3 separate regions of the Homo sapiens genome follow, and all the other regions are linked to region 1. A link is a contact called in ENCODE Hi-C or POLR2A ChIA-PET data. All regions are on one chromosome and are shown on one strand. Each heading gives the region's core, a stretch centred on a gene start or an enhancer-like site at or near the end of the contact. The rest is flanking DNA. Distances are from core to core; before and after follow the strand shown.

Region 1 (3,140 bases), core at 521-3,020:
TTATGCACTTTTCTACATCTACTATATATATATATATCCCAGCTCCCCCAAATTAAAGACTGTAGGAGAATGTTAACAACTCAAGTATTGAGCACCTCCTTTAGGTTCTGTGACTTAATCACAAAGGTCCTAGGGTGCGCTTTGGGCTTCAAATGAAAAAAAACACACCCACACCTTAAATCCTACAACTTATGGTCAGGAAGGTCCTTAAAGGCAATCAAATCTAACCAATTCCAAGTTGTACGTTTTCAGTAATAATCTACAAAAATGGGCCAAATACAGGGATGAGGCCTTTTGGGAGATGGTAAGAAATCTGAGCCCAGGCCTTTGCTTTGCAGTAAAACTTTTTTCAGAGATCTCGTGTTTTGTCTTCTCTCTTGTTAAAACCAAATCACTTCATGCACTTCTATTTCCTTATCTATGCAAGGAGGAAATAAACTAGGTGACTTTTTAGTTCTAGTTTCTATGGTTCTATGAAAGTATAGGAACTTTAGGAAAATCCTGAAACATGAGCTTTTCTAACTGTGGTTCCTGAGAAGACTTTTTAAGGAAGCTAGAGATGCTCAAAAGAACACAACTGGCTGGAAGGGAAAAATGCCATCACATAACTTTTGAGAGAGATGAAGAAGAGGGGAAGACCCATCCAATAACAGTGTGAACTTTCCCCCTTATAAACAGAGTCAACCCAAAGGATGAATCAAAGGTCAACTTTCACACATTAATGGAACACAGTGCCCATCAGTACTGAGCAATAGTTCGGCATTCTCTTTCCATGGCCAAAACAGTGCTCTGGTGTGCAGGTCAGCGTCTCCCTCAAAAGCCGTCTTAGGTATGTGGCTCTGGAATTAAGCGGGGTGTCCATCCTCTCCTCTTGTCTCCACCCAGCGATGTCAGATGAGACTACCCCGTTTAGCGGGCCAGAGAGAAGGCTACAACTGGGATTTAACAATAGCATGGTGCATAAACTGTCATCTCAAAAAGGAGATGAAATCAGCGGGTGAAAGGGAGCCCATGTCAGGCCATCCAAGGGGCATGATTACTGTTAGTGGTGGTTGGTGGTGGTGGGGCAGTGGGTGTGTGGACCAGGGAGAAAATGTGCAATTTAGCCATGGGCAGATTTGGATATGCAGCTTTGTGATCATCGCACTGGTCTTTTTTATATGTTGATGCTTGCTTTTGCTTCTTTTGTGTAACCCCCCAGTTAAGAGTAAAGCCAAAGCCTCCATCTATTCTTCTGGGATAGGTCATTTTCTACTCTTGGCAAGCCTTCTTTTCTATATTGTCACTTCCAGTTTGTCTCTGGTATTACTTCTTTGTGTCTATGTTCTCCATTTATATTCACTTCTCATACATTAATCTCTGCTTCCTATTAGCATGTGCTTCATGCCTATTAGGAGTTAGAGGACAGAGAAAAGTCATTTCTTTTCTGCATTTCTCTTTATCAGGGCATCTGTGTGAAATATTCTCTCCCAGTGTCCCCTTCCCTCCCCTTGTAGCCAGAGAAATATTACCCTAGAGCTTCACGCTGCTAATGTGAGAAGAAATTGTGAACAGTGATTAGGAGGCTAAATGAGGGTGGTGGAACCTATTTACTTCATTAAAGTTCCTTCAGGGAAAATACGAGGATGGGAAACTGAGAGATAAGGGTTAATACTAAAAGAATAACAGATCCATTTGACTCAGAGCAATCTTCAGTCTGCCTGGATTCTATCAGACACCCTTCTCCATGGGGAAATCATTACAGAGAAATGACATGCAAAGTGCGCCATAAAGCATCTGAGTCAAACCAGAGGGAGGATGACTCAACGGATCATTTTACATTTTAATAGAAGGCACTGCAGATTTGTACCTAGTGCACAGTTCAACACAGGGCTCATAACTCCTCCCCAAAACTTCTTCATCGGGTGGGAGGGGAGTTCCCAGAACCTGACAGAAATTATTCTGTCTTAGAAAAAAACCAAGTCAAAACTCACAACAGAGAATCAAGACTAAGAAAAGACAACAGATAGTCAAATGCCGAAAAGAGGGGAGACTGCAAGTCTAATTTCAACTTTAGCATTTCTGTCAAACCTAAGACACAGCCTGAAAATTGAGCTCAGTAATTAGTGGACTTCAGATGTCATAAAGGAGTGGGGAAGATGGAAGGAGGAATGGAGGGAGAGAGAGGAAAGAGGAGAACGCTATCAAAGTGCTATAATTAAATAATTGTGTTTCTTAAATTAGTTTTGCAAGATTTTCCAATGATAATTACTGTCAGAAGTTTGCCCACCAGGTCAGTGACAATGCTGGGCTTGAGTTTCCATGTGAAGTCAAGAAGCAATATATTAGTCATGCCATTGTTCCTAGTATGTTTCCCAGGCCAGGTATTGCTTATAGATGCTAATATGTATAACCTGCCAAAGTTAGATTCATCTGACCAGGGATTATGATGTTAAGAGACTGGATTGTCAAACCTAACTCCTTCTTGGAATGGGGGTGGGGGTTACCTCCAGACACACTTTTGTCTGCCTATACATAAAGAATATCTATAGTTTCACAGCTGTTCATCCGCCTGATCTCTACTGTTGCCTGCCCCAGCTCCTAAGAGGGCACGCGGTTTACAGGTAGGAAAGGAAACAGAAGTGAATACTGAGGCTTGGCAGAAATACAGCTTTCACAGAAAAGATTCTTAATAAAAGGAAACTTGCTCCTTTCATGCATGGGGGTCTTTTGGACAAAATGATTCTGTTCTGAAACATCATCTCTGCAGGGATGCAGGCTAGAACGAATGAAGTTTAGATTGCAAGTTGGTTCACCCGGTAACTAAGAAAATCGAAATTCAAGACCAAAGGCAGGCAGCATCTAATGGGGTGAAAGTCATCTAGCTTGAGGGTCATTCAGGTAGTGTTTTGAGAAAGGTTTGATTTCCACTGGAGCCTAGGCACACCTGAAACCCACTCCTGTTTTTCCATTTAAAAATGATGAAAACCATGAGGCTAAGACCACTGGTTGGCAGTCTGTTAAGTCCCATATCAAGTAACAAAAGCATCTGGACCACCTGTCACCAAGCAGGAGGTCAAATGGAACTGGAATGTTAACACGCAGGTCAAATGCCCTTCAGAGAACACGGGGAAAAGGCAGTGAAAAGGAATGGGAGAAAA
Region 2 (3,316 bases), core at 444-2,943, 40 kb before region 1:
TGCAGAAGAACATTTCCATCATCACAGAAAAGGCTACTTAGCGGTATTGAAACATGTAAGAGTAATCAAAATGGAAAACATATTCTAGCAGGAGTGGGGAAAAGAAAATGTGTTAGAGCCACTTTGTTAGAATGGTTATACAGTTATAGGGGATAACACACATGCTTATTTCATGGTCTTATTACTCCTTGCTTAGTCCGTTGCAACAACCTGGCTGTTGTCTCTTTCTTCCCCGATCCTTCCTTTGTATAGGTGCCTGACTGACCTTCCTGATGACAGTGACTTTATCTCTTTGCTTCTTGCAGAATAAAACCTAAGCCCTTCAAGCATGGCATTCAAGGCTCGTTTAAATCAGGCTCAATGGACCTGTCCTCTCTCCCACCATGTCCTCTCCATAAACTACAATTTAGTAACAGAAAGCGGGGTTATTAATATCAAGCCCACTGCCCTCCACATCCATTCTGTAGGAGAATATCTACAATTACAAGATGTCCACAAAAGTCAAACAGACAGACCTTTTAAATAACTTCATTGAACTGAAACACAAGAAAAGAGAAAAGGAGGGAAGATATGGTCACAGAGAAACGAGAGGATTATTGTAAATTATCTAAATTAGTCCTAAACAAGTAATGCCACACAAAGCACTAGTAAGCTAGAATGTCATTCTCTACCCTCACCATAAAGAGGGCTACAGAAATAGGTGAGGAGGCTGGACAGATGCTTAGGGAATCCAAGCAGAAGAGCTAGGATATTTTGGAAAAAATATATCAGATAACCAAGAATAGGTGAGTGAAAGAAGCAGACACAAGTGTGTTCATCTACAGGTACTGAACCCTAAAAGCCTATTCCTATATTCTATACACAATTTAGGATAATAGGTGCTCCTGACAAGATGCCACTGTGGTTTTCTTTGAGTAGAGATTATACAAAACAGACAGGGCTGGTGGACTGAAAAAGTACTGAATTATGGTTTGTTTCCCAAACTACAGGTACTTAGGACCCACTGTTAGAATTGTAATATTTTCTCTAATTGCAACTCATTTTCTTCTTTAAATATAGTTTAAAAAGAAACTTGTCCTAAGCAATATCTGCAAAATCTCAAGTTTAACACACGAATCATACTTTCTGCAATACATATTAAGATAAACACAATTATTTTGAAAAAAATTCTCCATATACCACCTGAAGTCATTTCACTTTTAGGTTATGCTGTACATATTCCTATTCTGGGAAACACTGGGAACCCAAACAATTATCCTGGCTGAGTCCTCGGGCAGGAGACATTTGGCCGTGCCTTTCCTATTTTCCAGGGATAGGACTGTGAGTTACTTCCGTGTGGTGGGCGGTGGGTGCTTGCAGGGGTGAAGTACTAACAGGTAGCAAAGTGTTGGAGACACGAAGCATTAATCATCAGTCAACAACAGCAGTGGCAGCACTGCTATCTTTCCTGGGGCTAGTGAGAATTAACGGATTAATGTTTAGGAGAGCACAGAAGTTTCCAAGCATCTACTGTGGTTCTCAATCCTTTGCAGGGAAGTAAACAACTGAGGTGGCCACCTGGGATTCTCATCTGCTGGCGGGGCTGGTGGGAGTCTGGGTTTTGTGGGTGGCCTCAGGGGGCCCTGGCGGCAGCTTCCAGCCTCTGTGGTGACAGGCCATCTCCTCTCTGTCTAGTTCACAACTCCAGATGCTGTGGGGAGGTGGCAGCAGTCCAGTGGGGGCGGGACACTAAGATTCTCACATTAACAATGCACAGACATCCGTCCATCCGGCACTCCTGGGTCATGTCCCTGAGAGTGACACAGGGCTGCCCCTGGGGCAGACACATGAGATCATCTGAACTGGTTAGCTCCAGAGGGCCTCAGCTGGGCAGGGGCTCTGCAGCTTTTGTCAGAGGCTGTTTCCCTGCAAAATGGGGGGAAAATCGGAATACTCAAACAAAGGGGATTTCTGTAACTCTTCTGCCATTTTTCTCTCACCTTTTCTGTGTAGCTGAGCTCTTAGGAAACTGGTGTTAAAGCAGTTCAGTGAGAAGCAAGGCAACTGAAAGCCCCTTCCAACAGCTGCCAATGGTTGTGGACGAGCAGGCAGACACCAGGGCTAGGAGGAAGGGAGCCAACAATCACTCCACAGTGGCATTTTTCAGGACTCAGTCATTTCTGATGCTGGAAAGAAGCTTGAGAAACCAAAGTACAGCTGTGGGAAGACAGTGTGGGGCTGGAGGGATGCGGGTGTGGGCTGCTGCCCACGTGCTCCCTGGCCCTGTTATAGCCGGACTTGTAAGGCTTTCTTAAGCCTTGCATCTGAGAAAGGCAGAGACCAGAGAATGGAAAGACAAAGCTGGGGAGACTGATAGTGGCGGCGGCGAACTGAACTCAGCCCCCTGCCTGTGGAGGGGATGGGCTGTTAGTGCCTGGGCCATGGATGGGGGAGCTCTGTAAGGATGGCTTTTTTCGGTATGTGTGTTAAAGTCTGAGTTTTTTTTTTTTTTTTCCTGTGGGGTTTACAAGCTCATTCCATTGTCCAGAATCCTTGTGGGCATATTTCTCCTAGGGACGCTGGCCCTGGATCGCTGGCCTTGCCTGAAAGAGGCTGCCTCCTACTGCGTTTTTGTTCAACTTGCTTTCTCTGTAATAGAGATTTGCAGCACTGTGGGCTTCAGGGATTCAAAGTTTTTGTTTTTTCCCTAATATCCAGCTTCCATTTCTGGTTTTTAATAATATCCCAATCTTTTCAGCCATTCTCCCAAGAATTGTAGTGAATGATTTTTTTAAAGTTTTCTTTTAATTTTTATAATGAATACACATAATGGAGCATTCTTTTCTCTGACATTTTCCCTGTCACTAAATTTGAATGTTTAGGTGGCACTTAAAAAACCTTTCCACCCGCTCTCTGAATGTTCTGATGCTCTTGGTGAGTAAAACAAAGTCTTTCAACACCACCTCCATCTGAATTGTATACTTGATCTTTCTGAGCTTGGCAAACAAACCATCACCCACTCAGAACCTAGACAGGAAAGTGGCAGATGATTCAAGCTTCATTAGGAACAAGTCATGCCAAAATAACTTCATTTCTGGTTTTGATGGGATTACAGCTCAGAGAATGCAGCAGAAATAGCATCCCAGGATTTCAGTATGTCAGCTGACATCTTTAGGTCACTCTTTGAATGATACGAAAAAATGAGGTCTGGAGACAGTAAAATTGAGCAATGAGTAGCTGCTTGATGGATCAATGTTAACTGCAGCTCAAAGAGAAGTGTCTGGTGATGTGACCCAGCCTTCCGTCGCCTACTCTGTCACACTTAACTTGTCTCTCT
Region 3 (3,375 bases), core at 762-3,261, 54 kb after region 1:
AAATAACTTGCAAAGCATAAAAAATAAAAATAAAAGCAACAGCAATTGTTTTCTACCTGTCAGCATCTGGTCAATCTGTCAGATTGTTCAGTAACCAGAATTATAACAGATGCAATATTTTCTGTGGGGAATTACACCACCATGGAAGCTATTGCTCCTGAAGTTTTGCCCATTTCCACCTGAAATATTTTTTTAGCCTTACTTGATTACAACATTAGCACTCTCTTTCATAACGTACACCAGCAGGTACTACAATTAACATGCACAGATGTTAGAACTGAACATCCATGTTTAAATAAAAAACAGGGAGAAGGTAAAAATTACTGAATATGCTCAACACAGCACTAATCTTAAAAGGAAAGAGAGGCTTACATTGTGCTAACTTAACAGCAAAATAAAAAAAACAACAATCCCCCAGTTGGCATTAGTAACCTAAGAAGAAGCAAACCACTCTATAAATGCCTGTATTCTTCTGAAACACTGAACCAGAGGCTGATCTTTTGTCCATTTAATTCCAAAATTTGTACTCCAAGAATAGAGGAGAACTCCCAAATGCTCTCAAATTCTCCAACACATTTTATGATGCAACTGCACAAATGACGATAACACCAACATCATTTTGTGGAGTGCTGGCTTTGTGCTTTATGTACGTCATCTCACTGAATCCCCACAACCACCCTCTCATTCAGGCAGGCAGTACTACTTCTGTTCCCATTTTCAAATAAAGACACCCAGGCCTAGGAGAGGTTAACAGATCAAGGTCAACAAGTAGCTAAGCTAAGATTTGATCCGGAGTCTTTTTTTCCTCCTAAAGCTCTCAACTCATTGTAACCACTGTGCCACACTGTCTGCCACAGTTGGGGATGCCAAAGAAAAATGTGATTTGCAGTCTTCATTTTTCAGAATCTTCTGGAACTGCCCTCTTGACTCATCCATTTTACAAAGCTCATCAGACTGAAAGGCTCAGAACACTTGCAGACATTCTCATTCTTTGGAAATGCCACAACCACTCAGTCAGTGGAATGGGACAGCACCATCAATGGGATTGCGAAGGCACAAATTTCCCTGTGAATGCTGGCGCCGCCTCTCTTTGGTGTTTCTTCTAGCCACAAACGGACACGTTATCACTTACTGTGGTTGCATTCGACTCAGCAGCCAGATGCAGGGGAGTTTTTACTTGGTTAACTGTCCCTCCAACATCTGTGTCTACAGAAGATACTACAGGGCAGGCGTGTGCTCATCCTTGTCCCTTCTCCCTCCTCCAACCAAACACACAAAAAGTTTTCCAATCTCTAGGGCAACACCATTAAGATATCCTTTCCTTGCTGTGCTATGAGTTTACAAGAAATAACTTTCTAACAATAAGCCAAGAAGATGGATGTTGTAAAACTGCATTTCAAATAAGGCAATTCCTTTTTAAAAAAGATTCAAGGGTTTCACGCTTCTTTCTTCCTTCCATCAACACAATTTGTTTATGTATGAGTTGGATCTTTCTTCCTTCGGAAGAGAAAAGTGCTGATAAACTATCATGTGTAGACACACAACGCAAAAACTTGGTTGCCTTTTGCTATTTAAACAGAGACAAATTATTTCCCAATATACCACTTACCAGACAGATGCAAAGATGTGGGCAAACCAGTCATCAGAATTAACAGAGTGATTTTGCTTGCACTACATATTCTGATTTGTATGACTCTTATTTTTAGCCATGCACAAAGGGCAATAAATGGAAAATCTTATTCTAACCGCTACTTTTTCTGGGCCACCCACACTGCCCCACCTACCACACAACTTCAAAATGTAAAAAAACCCAGACCAGGGTTTGTCCTAACAAGGGATGCAAAGTGGCTAAAATGTGTGACATTTTTTCCAGTTAGTGTTTGTACTTTCATTTTTTTTTTTTTTCTGTCTCAGGACTTTCAGGGAAAACAATGTTGACTTACCAATGGGCATTTTCAAAGACTCTAAGTTGGTATGTCAGTCAGTGTACAGACAACGTGATCCGCAAGGCACGGGCACCACCCTGCCGTGAACCACATCTCAGCCAATCTTCCGCAAAGAAATGTACCCAAAAACTTTTCTGTAAATTCAGGAAGGTGATCCACACCTTCCACATTTTGTTTTGAAACAATGATGGTATTTTAAAAGTTCTTCAAATTAACAAAAGTGATATCAGAAATATAAACATTTCTAAAACAGAGCGGGCTGTGAGGAGTGATTTTGCCAAACTTAAGTCAGTAGCACTTGACTTATATCTGCTTTTAGTCTGCGGTGGCACCACGCTTACCAAGGCACAGTATCCCCTTGCTATCCCTTTCCTTCTGTGCATTTTTTCTTTCTGTATGCCTTAACCACACTTCTCCACCTGATAACCTGAAGCTTATCAAGCATTAATTCACACATGGTTATCACTGTGGATTGAAGCATCTGATATTTAGAGATAACCATCTTGACGGCAAATAATAAAAACAAAATTGATGAAGAGGATATTTGCCAGGGGCACAGAGAAGATAGAGATGAGAGTCTATTTTTGATTACTATCTTTCCAGACTTTTAATAAAAAGTTATTACAGTCCCAGGATACCAATTAAAATGCTTGTTCCTCTGAGCCCTCTGCAAACCACAACAGCAAACATATGCAGGTAACAATTAATATTTAAAAGTCTAGTTCAACAAAATCATCAGAATCATTAGGAAACAAAAGGCGTCAACCCTGAGAAAGGCATCTTTACCTGTGTGCCTGCTCATTATCCAGAAACTAGAGGAAATGTTCTTTCATCGTCTGGTAGTTAGCACATGCCCTGCAGAGCTAACACCGTCTTCATGCGCGGTACTCGAGCAGCTCTGATGAGATGTCTCAGAAAATCTTTTTTGGGTGATAGTCCACTATCGCCAGAACTTCTGACTTGTGTTGTAAAAACACAGGCAATTAAGTATTACACAAAGTGGGTCATACGCCACTGAGACAACCACACCGCCCCCAAATCAGACTCCAAATGACTGTGCTGTGACAAGGTAGGAGGGGTCTGAACGCAGCGAAAGCAAAACTTTTATGTGGTGAGGAGCATTTTAGTTTTCACTGGTTTAGGTTAGAGAAAGTTAATCTCAATGTCAACTACAAAGCCAACAAACTTTTAGTGTGTTCTTGAATTTATATGACAAATGCTGGCTGTTCATCTAATGGGAAATTCAGATCCAATGTCATAAACAGTCTGAGGGACAGTCTCAGGCTTAAATGACATGCCCATCACTAAACAAGTGAGCACTGTGACTCAGTGAAGGAAGGCGGCCAAATCGAAACTAAAGATAAAGAACCAAATTCTCATTATCCACATTAGCATCTCCTTCTCCAAAGGAGGATCAAAGTACTGTATA

Evidence for each region. A loop is a pair of places that touch in the nucleus more often than their neighbours do. ChIA-PET counts read pairs that join two places held with the same protein, here RNA polymerase II (POLR2A). Pooled maps may share reads with other maps.
Region 2: a loop to region 1 is called in a pooled map, with 2.2 times the contacts of the local background. The contact joins two enhancer-like sites. A Hi-C loop is called at or near these places in 2 of 168 maps with a recorded cell type or tissue (CD8-positive, alpha-beta T cell and head of caudate nucleus) and 8 of 50 pooled maps. POLR2A ChIA-PET finds 5 or more read pairs at or near these places in 9 of 52 experiments (AG04449, CD4-positive, alpha-beta T cell, H1 and 6 more).
Region 3: a loop to region 1 is called in a map of CD4-positive, alpha-beta T cell, with 2.0 times the contacts of the local background. The contact joins two enhancer-like sites. A Hi-C loop is called at or near these places in 6 of 168 maps with a recorded cell type or tissue (CD4-positive, alpha-beta T cell, CD8-positive, alpha-beta T cell, aorta and 1 more) and 9 of 50 pooled maps. POLR2A ChIA-PET finds 5 or more read pairs at or near these places in 3 of 52 experiments (activated CD4-positive, alpha-beta T cell, activated CD8-positive, alpha-beta memory T cell and activated naive CD4-positive, alpha-beta T cell).

What each region holds. Positions count from the first base shown.
Region 1 is chr6:90,024,120-90,027,259 of GRCh38, forward strand. The region is part of intron 5 of BACH2 (BACH transcriptional regulator 2); the gene reads right to left. Among named protein-coding and RNA genes, the nearest start is that of GJA10, 130 kb to the left of the region's middle. Within about 2 kb of position 1,771, at least 2 of the 41 ENCODE cell types and tissues checked have a DNase peak (open chromatin) inside an H3K27ac peak, as active enhancers do.
Region 2 is chr6:89,983,743-89,987,058 of GRCh38, forward strand. The region is part of intron 6 of BACH2 (BACH transcriptional regulator 2); the gene reads right to left. Among named protein-coding and RNA genes, the nearest start is that of GJA10, 91 kb to the left of the region's middle. Within about 2 kb of position 1,694, at least 12 of the 41 ENCODE cell types and tissues checked have a DNase peak (open chromatin) inside an H3K27ac peak, as active enhancers do.
Region 3 is chr6:90,078,025-90,081,399 of GRCh38, forward strand. All of the region lies in intron 5 of BACH2 (BACH transcriptional regulator 2), which reads right to left. Among named protein-coding and RNA genes, the nearest start is that of GJA10, 190 kb to the left of the region's middle. Within about 2 kb of position 2,012, at least 4 of the 41 ENCODE cell types and tissues checked have a DNase peak (open chromatin) inside an H3K27ac peak, as active enhancers do.